Regions from separate parts of the Homo sapiens genome. Here region 2 is linked to region 1. Evidence: chromatin contacts called from ENCODE POLR2A ChIA-PET data. All regions are on one chromosome and are shown on one strand. The core of a region is the stretch at or near the end of the contact, and the rest is flanking DNA. Distances in the headings are between cores, read along the strand shown. Region 1 has its middle 23 kb from the start of CCR7. Region 2 has its middle 8.0 kb from the start of GAST.

Evidence for each region. ChIA-PET counts read pairs that join two places held with the same protein, here RNA polymerase II (POLR2A).
Region 2: POLR2A ChIA-PET joins it to region 1 with 32 read pairs in activated T-cell. The contact joins two enhancer-like sites. POLR2A ChIA-PET finds 5 or more read pairs at or near these places in 4 of 52 experiments (A673, B cell, WTC11 and 1 more).

What each region holds. Positions count from the first base shown.
Region 1 is chr17:40,538,954-40,545,470 of GRCh38, reverse strand. No RefSeq gene overlaps it. Among named protein-coding and RNA genes, the nearest start is that of CCR7, 23 kb to the left of the region's middle. RefSeq lists enhancers at 2,344-2,513, 2,794-2,923. Within about 2 kb of position 3,355, at least 30 of the 41 ENCODE cell types and tissues checked have a DNase peak (open chromatin) inside an H3K27ac peak, as active enhancers do.
Region 2 is chr17:41,701,107-41,707,623 of GRCh38, reverse strand. No RefSeq gene overlaps it. Among named protein-coding and RNA genes, the nearest start is that of GAST, 8.0 kb to the left of the region's middle. RefSeq lists an enhancer at 1,780-2,572. Within about 2 kb of position 2,314, at least 2 of the 41 ENCODE cell types and tissues checked have a DNase peak (open chromatin) inside an H3K27ac peak, as active enhancers do.

The DNA of each region.
Region 1 (6,517 bases), core at 2,106-4,605:
CACACCTCACAGCCAGGTACAAGCACAGAGGTGGATGTAATTCATGGCCTCATGGCCACCATCACTTCAGGGACCTTCAGGATCCTGCAGCCCCATCCTGCCCCACCCCCTACCCAAACCAAGCAGGACTCCAAGGCCTGGAAATTTTTCTTCCTCCTCTATTCTTTTTTTTTTTTTTTTTTTTTTTTTTGAGACGGAGTTTCACTCTTGTTGCCCAGGCTGGGCAATGGCGCGATCTCGGCTCACCACAACCTCCGCCTCCAGGGTTCATGCCATTATCCTGGCTCAGCCTCCTGAGTAGCTGGGACTACAGGCACCCACCACCATGCCCGGCTAATTTTTTGTATTTTAAGTAGAGACAGGGTTTCACCGCGTTAGCCAGGATGGTCTCGATCTCCTGACCTCATGATCTGCCCGCCTCGGCCTCCCAAAGTGCTGGGATTACAGGTGTGAGCCACCGCGCCTGGCCTCCTCCTCTATTCTTTACCCCCAACCTGTATTCTCCACCCCCAACCCTAACCTTCCTAATTTATTTATTTATTTATTTATTTATTTATTTATTTAGAGACAGAGTCTTGCTCTGTCGCTAAGGCTGGAGTGCACTGGCTCACTGCAACCTCTGCCTCCCAGGTTCAAGTGACTCTCCTGCCTCAGCCTCCCGAGTAGCTGGGATTACAGGCATGCGCCATCACGCCCAGCTAATCTTTGCTTTTTTTTTTTTCTTTTTTTTGACAGAGTCTCGCTCAGTCGCCCAGGCTGGAGTGCAGTGGCACGATCTCGGCTCACTGCAAGCTCCGCCACCCGGGTTCACGCCATTCTCCTGCCTCAGGCGCCCGAGTAGCTGGGACTACAGGCGCCCGCCAATATGCCCAGCTAATTTTTTGTATTTTTAGTAGAGACGGGGTTTCACTGTGTTAGCCAGGCTGGTCTCGAACTCCTGACCTCTAGTGATCCGCTCACCTCGGCCTCCCAAAGTGCTGGGATTACAGGCATCCCTATTTAAAATTGTCCCAGCCTCTGTCCCTTCCCTGAAAACCCCATCATTCTGTTAGGTGATACCAGATTCTTAAAGAGTGATTCGGGAAAAACGAATGGGCCCTAAGGGGCATGCCAGTGTGCCCCATTCCAATTACAGTCACCCACAGGAGAGAGGAAAGGTCGTCCAAGTGGCCACCAACAAGAAACTATTTCATCAGATTTCTTTTTTGTTTGTCTGTTTGAGACGGAGTCTCACCCCGTCACCCAGGCTGGAGTGCAGTGGCGCGATCTCGGCTCACTGCAACCTCTGCCTCCCGGATTCAAGTGATTCTCTTGCCTCAGCCTCCCAAGTAGCTGGGACTACAGGCACGCACCACCACATCCAGCTAATTTTTGTATTTTTAGTAGATACAGGGTTTCACCATGTTGCCCAGGCTGCTGTCAAACTCCTGACCTCATGATCCGCCCACCTCAGCCTCCCAAGGTGCTGAGATTACAGGCGTGAGCCACTGCGCCCGGCCTATTTCTTCAGATTTCTTATAGGACATAAGTCACTCAGATCCCCTCACAGGCTTTCTGTCAACTTACTGAGAGGGAAACTGAGTCAAGGAAGAGTGAAGTGACTTGGGTGAGCAGCAGAGTTGAGGGTTGTGGTCTTTCTGATGTGCAGTCTCCATGAGACCAGATCCAGAACAATCCATGCCCCACCGCACTAGCACACAGCTGGTTCCCATTCCCCAGGCGTGGGAAACAGCCGGGCTGGTTGGAGGCCTGCCAGGGTGGGAGGTCTGGTCACCAGGTGCCCCAGGACAGGGAGGAGGGGGCAAAGCAGGGGGTCCGGCATTCAGATTCCCATACTGGTCTCACCGTTTATCATCCGTGTGACCTTGACAAGTGCCTTCTCCTCCCTCGATGCAGTTTCCCCGTTTGAAAACAGGTGTGATGTTGTTAAAACCTCCCTGGAGTGTTACATTAAACGAGGTAGTGGATGTACAGCTCTTCGTAAAGTGTAAAGTGATAGAGAGGGTAACAATAGACACTCTTCCATAACAATAGCTGGAATAATCGCCTCTGCTGTGGGGACCTCAGTGGCTAGTTTAGGGGTCATCTTTCCCCGTGAGATGAGGAATTACTCCCCTGTGACACACGAGGACAGAAGGCATTTGCTTTGGTTACAGAGTGAGGGGACTGGCATTGCTGAGCCTGTGTGCTCCCACGTCACGTGGTCCCTGGCAGGTCCCCACTTTGCCCCTGTCTGACCAAAGCTCCTCCCAGGAAGGGAGACTTTAGGCCCCAAACTTAGCAGGTCCAGACCAACTCCTGATTGGCTGGCCTAGCCCAGTGCCTGGCACATCATAGGTCAAAACATGCTCGTGGAATAAATGCTCATGAATGGCGAATGTGGGGTCTTCCCACACCCTTGACTCATAAGTTTAAAATCTACCCAAAAACCCCAGCATTGCAGAGACATGCCCAGGCAGACAGGCCCCTCTGTGGAAAGAGCTGTTTGTCATGGCTAAAGGTAAGGGCCCCATTTCAGACACTGTCCTGGAAGAGTCCCAGACAGTCAACAGATGACCCTGCCTTTTAACATCCACCCCATCCCTGCCAAGCACAGGGTCCCGGGCTCTGACGCAAGCACCTCTGCAAATAGATGTCGTTTCCATGGGAACTGAAACCCCAGTTTGTTTTTCCCTCCAAGGCACTCTGTAATTTCCAGCACAGTCTGTGCAACGTCAGCCTGGTAACCTCGTGCTGAGCTGTTCTCCGGGTCTGTGTCCAGCACAGGGAGCTGAGCTGACCTAGAGAGGTCATGGCAAGACTGTGCTCCCAGAAGGGCCTCCAGAGTTCGTGGGCACCAGCCCCTGCCTCCCCCCTGCAGAGGGGTACCCAGTAGATAGGTGGAGTCAGAGACGAGTCCTTGAACCTCCCTAAGGGAGGCCTGGGGGGTTAGGGGGGAGTGGAAGGACGGGGGCTCATTTCCAGTAAGAAGTGGGAGGGAAGGAAAAGGTCTCAGTCTGGAAGCCTGGGCCCCAGGGAGGGCGGGCGATGGGTAACAGATGATTTCTGGCTGCTAGAGGAGGGTGTGCTCTCAGCAGTTGGATCATTAGCCTCTATTGTCTGAGCCTCCGTGAGGAAACAGCCGTGGAAGCAAAAGCAGAGGCGAGAAGGACTTGGGGAGATGGAGGCGGAAAGGAGGGGGAGGAGGTTAGCGGACGAGGCAACGATGAACTTTAAGGACAAGATGCCAAGAGGACGGAGGAGGGGCTGCCGTGCCAGAAGAGTGCTGCCCCCTGTCCCCAGCACCATTCAAGCTTAGGGCCTGGGGAGGCAGGTCCTTTCCTGCTCCAGCCTTGAGATGACCAAGGCCCCAGCCAACACCTTGATGGCCGCCTGTGAGAGACCCAGAGCCGAGGACCCAACAGAGGCCCAGGCTGCAGCTGACATGCTCCGGAGTCCTTCCATCTGCCACGGGGAATGGACAAAGTGTTCCTCCAACCCCTCGGGGTGGCCTAGGGGCCCTCAAGGACCCCAGAAGGGGAGTCTGAGGCCAGAGTGAGAACCGGGATGCCTTTGAACTAGCTCTTTGGCCCCTCTCTCTCTCTTTCTCAGTGCCCTCAACAATAACACCTGCTCTCATGCTTCCAGGGCACTGTGGGCGAGGTGAGGACTCCGGTGTGAAAGTGCGACTGCCAGAGCCTGGCTGTTGTTACTACTACCCATGGGGGGGCCCTGCCCGCACCTCCCACCCCTCCACCGTGTCCCGAGCCACAAGGCAGAGTGACTGCCTCTCTTCAGCCACAGTCCCTGGGTTATTCAACAGCGGCTACCAGGACAGGCAGCCAAGGCCCTAAAGAAAGGGAGAGTAATGCTAGGAGGGAAACAGGACATGGCAGGCAGCACCCTCTCCCCAGACTGGCATCCATTGCCACTGCTTCCTGGGGGCCCTGTAGCCTGGTGGCCCCATACCCTGGCCCTCATACTCTAGCCCAGCCTCAGCATCTCAGGCCACCTCCCCACTCCACCTTGCGGTTAACAACAACAGTCAAACCACTGACCTGATTTTCTGCAGAGAGGAAAAGATAATAGGGCACCTCGGTGCATGTTCGCATGCACACACACACAAACACAGACACACACACACATGCACACACATACATGCATGCACACAGACATGCACGCACACACTCATGCATTCACACGCGTACACTCGCACACATGCACACACACACACACGCACGCATGCACACACCCCCACTCAATGGAAACTTTCTCTGTCTCCTTGACAGGAACCCAGCCCTGCCAGGGAGCTTCCTCAGGTAGAAAGTTCAGTGTTTATCTGCGGTTGATCAGAGGCCCGAGTTGAGTTCCTGGAGCCTCCCTGGGTGAGCACCGCCGGCCTGACCTGCCTCCCCTGCCCAGGGACAGTGCCTCTGGCCTGTCTAGGTCTCTGTGGGGTATCTGCTTTCTCCCTGAACTCTTGGCATTGTGCTGGGCACTGAGAAAGGGATTGATAAGACCCTTGACCCTCAAAAGAGCCAGAGAGACCTGGGATGGGAATAATTCCCAAATAAACCAGTGCTTCCCCTCCCTAAACTTTCTCATAACTCAGGGTCCTCCAAGCCTCAAAAACATCTCAGGGCCATGTTCTGCCACATACAAGTGATGAGGTGTCCTCAGAGTAAGTTCTCAATGGTTGGCGACTGTTCTTATTTTTCATCACATCAAAGGGCAGCCACCTTCCTCCGCCAGTGGGGCAACTGAGTGCAGGAGCTCCGCGCCCCAACCACCCACTCAACTTGTGGTCTTGGCGATGTACAAAGTGTCACAGCCGGAAGGGACACGAAGGTCACAGCCAGGAAAGTGTTTTGCTCAGCCTCTCACTCCCAGGCATCCACACTCACTGCTCAGAGTATGACCTGAACCCGCAGCCTCAGCACCACCCAGGAGCTTGTGAAAAACCAGAGCCTCAGGCCCCAGACCTAAGGAATCTGAACCTGCATCTTAACAATGCCCTCAGCTGATTTTTAGCCCAATAGGTTTGAGACTCCCTACTCCCCCACGCTGGGCTCAGCCTGGGCCTAGGCCTCCTAAGAGCTACATTATGCCCAAAGAGCTGGTCAGCCATGCCCAAGAGAGGCTGTGGCCAACCCACCACAGCCACCACTGCCCTGTTCCTCCAGCCACGTGTCAGATGAGGTTGATGTGGTGCTGAGCTTAGGTCCTAGCTGCCCACGTTGAAGAAGAGCAGGGGGCAACAGCTTTGCTCCTCTGTGCACGGAGGACCTCCATGCTCTACTCTGCCCCAGATGCCACCTCTCCTCCACCTTCCAGACCTTGCCTTTCTTGAAGCAAGGGGCGGTGGTGGGCCACACGCTTGGTCTCATCTTATCTGACCTAAGCTTATAAGGCCAACTGGCTCACCTGCGCTCTAGGAGCTGACGGTGGTCACCAAGGTGACCCTGTACTCCAGTTCTGCCTGCCTCCTGTACTTTGGCTTGTGTCCCCTGGGTTAGATTCCCAGCCACAGACTAGAGCCAAAACGTGGGCCTCTATACTCTGCAGCAGTCAGCTCTCCAGCTGAGCCACAGGCGCTTCAGAGAGGAGAGTGGTGCTGCTGAGAAGGCCATGTGTAGAACCTGACAGCCATTAACAGCTATCAACACCCCCAGGGTGTGAATACCATTGATTCCTTTATTGCTATTAACATTTTAGTGTGAATTAGCTGCTGGCTGTTTGTCAATTGGCTGGCAGAGAGTGGCTGGGGCATCCATACTGTTAAGTTTTGATAGGAGATACTGGTCCTCCAGAGGGGAAAAGCCCAGTCCAGCTATTTCCACCTCTCCCATGCTACCCTACGTAGCCACACTTGCTTGTCTCAGCCTCACCTGGGCCCTAAAGCAAGGGGTGCCAGAGCAGACTCTCCCCAGAGGTGGTGAGTGCTGTAATCGCTCCCATCGCTATGCTAGGGTTCTGCACCTGGGGCTCAGATCACTACATTCCTTTTAACAATAGTGGTGCCTCAGATAAATCTCATCAGCTATTGGGTACAGCCAGCGTGGGAAGCTTGGAGATCACCTATTTCCTGTTGTTCTCCAGTCTTCTGGCCTGGGATTCTGAGGGGTTCTATGATGAAGGAGGCCACCTCTAAGTACGTACAGCTCTCTCAACTCAGATCTCTGCCCTCAAGGCAGCCATCATATTCCCCAGATAGAAGGAAGGAAGGAGAGAAGGAGGGAAGGAGGGAAGGAAGGAAGGAAGGAGGGAAGGAAGGAAGGAAGGAAGGAAGGAGGGAAGGAAGGAAGGAAGGAAGGAAGGAAGGAAGGAAGGAAGGAAGGAAGGAAGGAAGGGAGGGAGGAAACTGATATTTAAGGGCTCCCAATATGTGTTGGTCACTATGTTAACTCTAACCATTAGCTCATCCAGTTCTCATAACACTGTGAGTTGGTGTTATTATTCCCATTTTACAATCAAGGAAACTGAGGCTGGAAGAGGTTAATAACGTGCACAAGGTTACCTAGTTAATAAGTGGCAGAGC
Region 2 (6,517 bases), core at 1,065-3,564, 1.2 Mb before region 1:
TTCCAATTACTGAGCACCTGCTGTGAGCTAGGGTACAGATGAGGCTACTTGGGGATAAGAGGTGAATATGACAGCGCTGGGTGCAGCGGCTCACGCCTGTAATCCCAGCACTTTGGGAGGCTGAGGTGGGTGGATCACTTAAGTTTGGGAGTTCAAGACCAGCCTGACCAACATGATGAAACTCTGTCTCTACTAAAAAATACAAAATTAGCCGGGCATGGTGGTGCACGTCTGTAATCCTGGCTACTTGGGAGGCTGAGGTGGAAGAATTGCTTGAACATGGGAGGCAGAGGTTGCAATGAGCTGAGATTGTGCGATTGCACGCCAGCCTGGGCAACAAGAGTGAAGCTTTGTCTCAAAAAAAAAAACAGGTGACTATGACAGGACAGACCCTTTCATTGCTTTGGTGGAGTTTAGATTCTAGGGGCATAAAAGAGTAACACACGGCCGGGTGTGGTGGCTCACGCCTGTAATCCTAGCACTTTGGGAGGCCAAGGTGGGCAGATTGCCTGAGCTCAGGAGTTCAAGACCAGCCTGGGCAACATGGTGAAACCCTGTCTCTACTAAAATACAAAAAAAAAAAAAAAGCCGGGCGTGGTGGTGTGTGCCTGTAGTCCCAGCTACTTGGGAGGCTGAGGCAGGAGAATTGCTTGAACCTGGGAGGCAGAGGGTGCAGTGAGCTGGGATCGTGCCACTGCACTCCAGCCTGGCGACAGAGTGAGACTCTGTCTCAAAAAAAAAAAAAAAAAAAAAAAAAAAAAAAAAAAAAAAAGAGTAACAGAAAAACAAGGGTCCCCTGTGAAGGAGACTGTTCCCTGAGGAGGGAGAGGCTTCTCAGTGGACCCAGGCACACTCCTGCCTGCCAGGGCTGGCTTTGGGAAACAGATCACTATTGATGAGCTGCAAACCGTTGTCAGGGAGGCAGTGCCTTGGCTTCCTAATTGGTTATTGATGGCAGAAAAGGAAGAGCTTGATGACGACTCAATCATTCTGGCCCAGGCAACCAGGGCTTTGGAGGATGTGGTAGTTCTGGGGACAAACAGTGACACCTGGAAGGTGTTTGCATCAATGAGGGCATCCATGATCCCCCCTGGGGTAGGGGGCTAGGTAGGGGGAGGTGGGTTCTTGGGTTCTGGCCTCAGCTGCTGTCTGAGAGTGGTGACATGGCAGGGCCAAGAGGGCAGCCTGCAAGCTGCTTGCAGACTGGGCTGGAGAGGCTGCCCACCACCCCTGGGCCCAGGCTGGGCTGTCAAGGACAGAGAGTAGTGGCTACCCTTACTCTGGCTTCCGCTTCTCTCCTGAGCCTCCTCTCTCCTTTTCTCCTCTGATGCCCACCTGTGCCTTCGAAGCAGTGGTTCTCAGCCCAGGCTTTGTATTTGGATCACCTGGCCTCAAGTGATCCTCCCTCCTGGCCTCCCAAAGCCCTGGGATTTATAGGCATGGGCCACCACGCCTGGCCTAACAGTGGTTTTAACTGGGAAAAATAATCCTAAAGGCCCCTCTGTGAGAGGATGAGAGGAGTCTTTATTCGGGTGTGTTCCAGGCTGAATGGCTCATCCCCGGCCCAACAGGTAGGAGGTGAGGGAGCTGAGTTGGGGAACCCCCGGGTCTTGGACTCCATGTGCTGCTGCCTCTTCTCGGCCCACAGCTTCCCATCCCACCCTCTCCAGAAGCCTCGCTCCTGCTGAATCTGTCTTCACTGTGACCTCCAGCTCCTCCACTGTCTGGCTCCTCCCAGCCCGCCTACCCCTCCCAGGGTTTGTCATCTCAGTTCTGTGTGATGCACATAGATTGCTGCCCCTGTCCTGCTTCTGAACCTGCCAGGCTGGTCCCAGGTCCCTGACAGGCCACCCCGACCCCTTCCTCAGCTCCTGCCACTCCCTGCAAAAACCGACAGGAAGTTTCCGAAAGTGACCAGTTGATTCAATTGCAAATTAATATTCTGCAGCTTGGTTGTTACTGGCAACTGTGGTGAATCATTTCTCTTTCATTCCCAAGGTCATTTGACGTCAGCCCCCTTTTCCCCACCGTGAACACAGCTGCCTAAGTCCCGCTTCCGTCCTTTCCTCCTTTCCTCCATCGCTGGAGGTTCTGTCACCCCATTCAGTGTCAGCCCCTCCACCAGGGCCCATCATCCCAGACCCTCCTGCCTGCTTAGAGACCGTGTGCTTTCACTCTTTCATTCACTCATTCATCCATGCATCTGTTTACTCAACACAAATTTTCCAAGTGCCTGCTTTGTGTCAGGCACTGTTCTGACCCTGGGGACACAATGGTGATCGAGGGGGGTCTTTGTTCTTTCTCTTCCCTTTTCTTTGTTGTCTATTGAGCCCAGGAGTGGGGTGGGTTGGAGTGACACATGGTGGGCTCAAGGGGCCATGGGGGAGGTTTGGATGGCTGGTTATGCCTATGACCTCGCTATTGAGAACGTTATTTCAGAGAAGGTAGAAGGATCAGTGCGTTTCTTCAAGCTTTACTGAAGTTTTGCTGCATATATAAACCCACCTGATTCCAAATGATCCCTGGCAGACGGCAGAGGTCATTTCTGTCCACGAGCCAGAGAGATGCTGCCATGTGGCAAGGGCAACACCCCTGCTCATAATGTGCCCACCCAGCCAGCTTTGGAAATGATGCAATTCTTTTTTTTTTTTTTTTTTTTTTTTTAAATAAGCCATTTAGCCAGGCGCAGTGGCTCATGTCTGTAATCCCAGCACTTTGGGAGGCTGAGGCAGGCAGATCACTTGAGAACAGGAGTTCGAGACCAGCATGGCCAACATGGTGAAACCCCCGTCTCCAATAAAAATACAAAAATTAGCTGGGAGTGGTAGCGCATGCCTGTAATCCAGCTACTCAGGAGGATGAGGCAGGAGAATTGCCTGAATCCAGGGGGTAGAGGTTGCAGTGAGCCGAGATCAGACCACTGCACTCCAGCCTGGGCAACAGAGTGAGACTGTCTCCAAAAAAAAAAAAAAAAGCCATTTATTTAGATATTGTTTATATACCATACCTTTTGCCCTTTGAAAGTATACACTTCAGTGGCTTTTATATTATTTACTTTCTTTTTGAGACAAGTTCTTTTTCTTTTTCTTTTTTTTTTGAGACGGAGTCTTCTTCTGTCACCCAGGCTGGAGTGCAGTGGTATGAACTCAGCTCACTGCAACCTCCACCTCCCGAGTTCAAGTGATTCTCCTGCCTCAGCCTCCCAAGTAGCTGGTATTACAGGCGCCCATCACCACATCTGGCTAATTTTTTGTATTTTTAGTAGAGATGGGGTTTCACCGTGTTGGTCAGGCTGGTCTCGAACTTCTGACCTCAAGTGATCTGCCCGCCTCGGCCTCCCAAAGTGCTGGGATTACTGGCGTGAGTCACTGCGCCTGGCTGGGGTCTTCTTATATTGCCTAGGCCGGTCTTGAATTCAGGTGATCCTCCTGCATTGGGCTCCCAAAGTGCTGGGATTACAGACTTGAGCCACTGTGCCCAGCCAAAGACAGGTTTTTTGCTGTGTTGCACAGGCTATTCTCTAACTTCTGGGCTCAATGATCCTCCCACCTAAGCCTCCCAAGTAGCTAGGACTGGAGATGCAAGCCACCAAGCCCAGCTTCAGTGGCTTTTAGTTCACACATTTGTGCAACTATCACCATTATCTAATTCAGAACACTTTCATCACCCCACACCCATTTGCAGTCATTCCTCATTCCCCCTTTTCCCTGGAAACCACAAATCTACTTTCTGTCTCCAAGAATTTGCCTATTCTGAGACTTTCATTTAATTGGAATCATACAATATACGGCCTTTTGTGTATGGGTTATTTTACTTAGCATGATGCATTTGTGATTCATTCATGTTGTAGTATACATCAGAACTTCATTCTTTTTTTTTTTTGAGACAGAGTCTCGCTCTGTTGCCCAGGCTGGAGTGCAATGGCAGGATCTCAGCTTACTGCAACCTCCGCTTCCTGGGTTCAAGTGATTCTTCTGCCTCAGCCTCCCAAGTAGCTGGGATTACAGGTGCCTGCCACCACGCCCAGCAAATTTTTTGTATTTTTAGTAGAGACGGGGTTTCACTATGTTGGCCAGGCTGGTCTCGAACTCTTGACCTCAGGCAATCCACTCGCCTCGGCCTCCCAAAGTGCTGGCATTACAAGTGTGAGCCACTGCACCCGGCCTTTTTTTTTTTTTTTTTTGAGACAGAGTTTCGCTTTTGTTGCCCAGGCTGGAGTGCAATGGCGCGATCTCGGCTCACTGCAACCTCCGCCTCCAGGGTTCAAGCGATTCTCCTGCCTCAGCCTCTCGCGTAGCTAGGATTACAGGTGCTCACCACCACACCCGGCTAATTTTTATATTTTTATTTATTTTTTATTTTATTTTATTTTTTTTCGAGACAGCGTCTCACTCTGTTGCCCCGGCTAGAGTGCAGTGGTACGATCTTGGCTCACTGCAACCTCCGCCTCCCGGGTTCAAGTGATTCTTCTGCCTCAGCCTGGCCAGCATGGTGAAACCCCGTCTCTACTAATAATACAAAAAATTAGCTGAATATGGTGTCGCGTGCCTGTAAGCCCAGCTACTCGGGAGGCTGAGGCAGAATAATTGCTTGAACCTGGGCGGTGGAAGTTGCAGTGAGTTGAGATTGCGCCATTGCACTCTGGCCTGGGTGACAAGAGTGAGACTATCTCAAACAAAACAAAACAAAACAAAACAAAACAAAGAAATGGTGCCAAATCTTATTTATTAATTTAGAGACAGGCTCTCTCTCACTCCCGTTGCCCAGGCTGGTGTCCAGTGGCGCAATCTTGGCTTCCTGGGCTCAAGTGATTCTCCCCTGTTAGTCTCCTGAGCAGCTGGGATTGCAGGCACACACCACCGCACTGGCTAATTTTTTTTTTTTTTTTTTTAGTAGAGACAGGATTTTGCCATGTTGCCTGGGCTGGTCCCGAACTCCTAGGTTTAAGCAATCTGCCCGCCTTGGCCTCCCAAAGTGCTGGGATTACAGATGTGAACCACCGCGCCTGGACCAAATCTAATTTAGAGCATTAAAAAGTATTCATGGCCGGTAATGGTGGATCACGGCAATAATCCCAGCACTTTGGGAGGCTGAGGTAAGAGGATCACTTGAGCCCAGGAGTCTGAGACCAGCCTGGGCAACATAGCGAGACCCTGTCTCTACTTAAAAAAAAAGCCAGGTGTGGCAATGTGAACCTGAAGTCCCAGCTACTTGGGAGGCTGAGGCGAGAGGATTGCTTGAGCCCGGGAGTTGGAGGCTGCAGTGAGCTATGATCAGATTGCACTAGTGCACTCCAGCCTGGGTGATAGGGTCTGGTGCACTCCAGGGCCTATCTCAAACAAAATAAAACAAAACATTCATTATTAAACAAAGGAACTAAAATAAATGTGTGAATCTTTAAACTCAAGAAGTTAGAAAAAGAGCCACAAAATCAAGGAAAATAAGGAAGAAAGAAAAATAATAAAATCGGAGATTAATGATTGAGAAAAACAGAAAAAAATGATAGAGTTGCTAAGATTAAGAATGGATTTTTTGGTTGGGTGTAATTCCAGCACTTTGAGAGGCCAAGGTGGGAGCATCCCTTGAGACCAGGAGTTGGAGGCTGCAGTGAGCTATGATCACTGTACTCAGCCTGGGCAACAGAGTGAGACTGTGTCTTAAAAAAAAAAAAAAAAATTGGCCTGGCGCAGTGGCTCACGCCTGTAATCCCAACACTTTGGGATGCTAAGGCGGGTGGATCACCTGAGGTCAGGTTTTCAAGACCAGCCTGACCAATATGGAGAAACCCCGTCTCTACTAAAAATACAAAATTAGCCAGGCATGGTGGCACATGCCTGTAATCCCAGCTACTCAGGAGGCTGAGGCAGGAAAATGGCTTGAACCCAGGAGGAGGAGGTTGCAGTGAGCTAAGATGGTGACACTGCACCCTAGCCTAGGTGACAGAGTAAGACTCCAACTCTAAAAAATAGTAAAATTAAAAAATCTCCTTTAAAACAGAGTGCTTGTTGGACAGGAGGTCCACACGCAGGAGCCGTGACCCTGCGGCACCCAGGTGTCCAAACGGGCTCCCTCAATCCACAGCCACTCTTGCCAGCCGTTACCCAGTCACAGCAGCCCGGGTCACTGCACAGTTTAAATTGTCTTTAATCATAGTCCTTTATGGTTAATTTATACCCATAATGGGCAATTGGTTAAAAACAGGAAGCAGAGGGAGCACAGAGGTTGAAAAATAAGTGAACATTGAACATAAACATGATGCCCTTTGTGTGTCTAGTTATTAATTCTCGCTCCATTTCTGTGATATAGGAGGAAACAAGCACAAGGGGAATATAAGGTTCAGGGAGATTATGACTTGCCCACCTTGGAGACAGAACTAAAGATTTTTGCTGCTCAGCATCACCTGGGAGCTTGATAGATGTGCAGAATTTCAGGCTCTACCCCAGATCTACTGAATCAATCTCCATTTTAACAATCTTCATTTTAAACAGTTTCAAGGCCAGATGCAGTGGCTCACGCC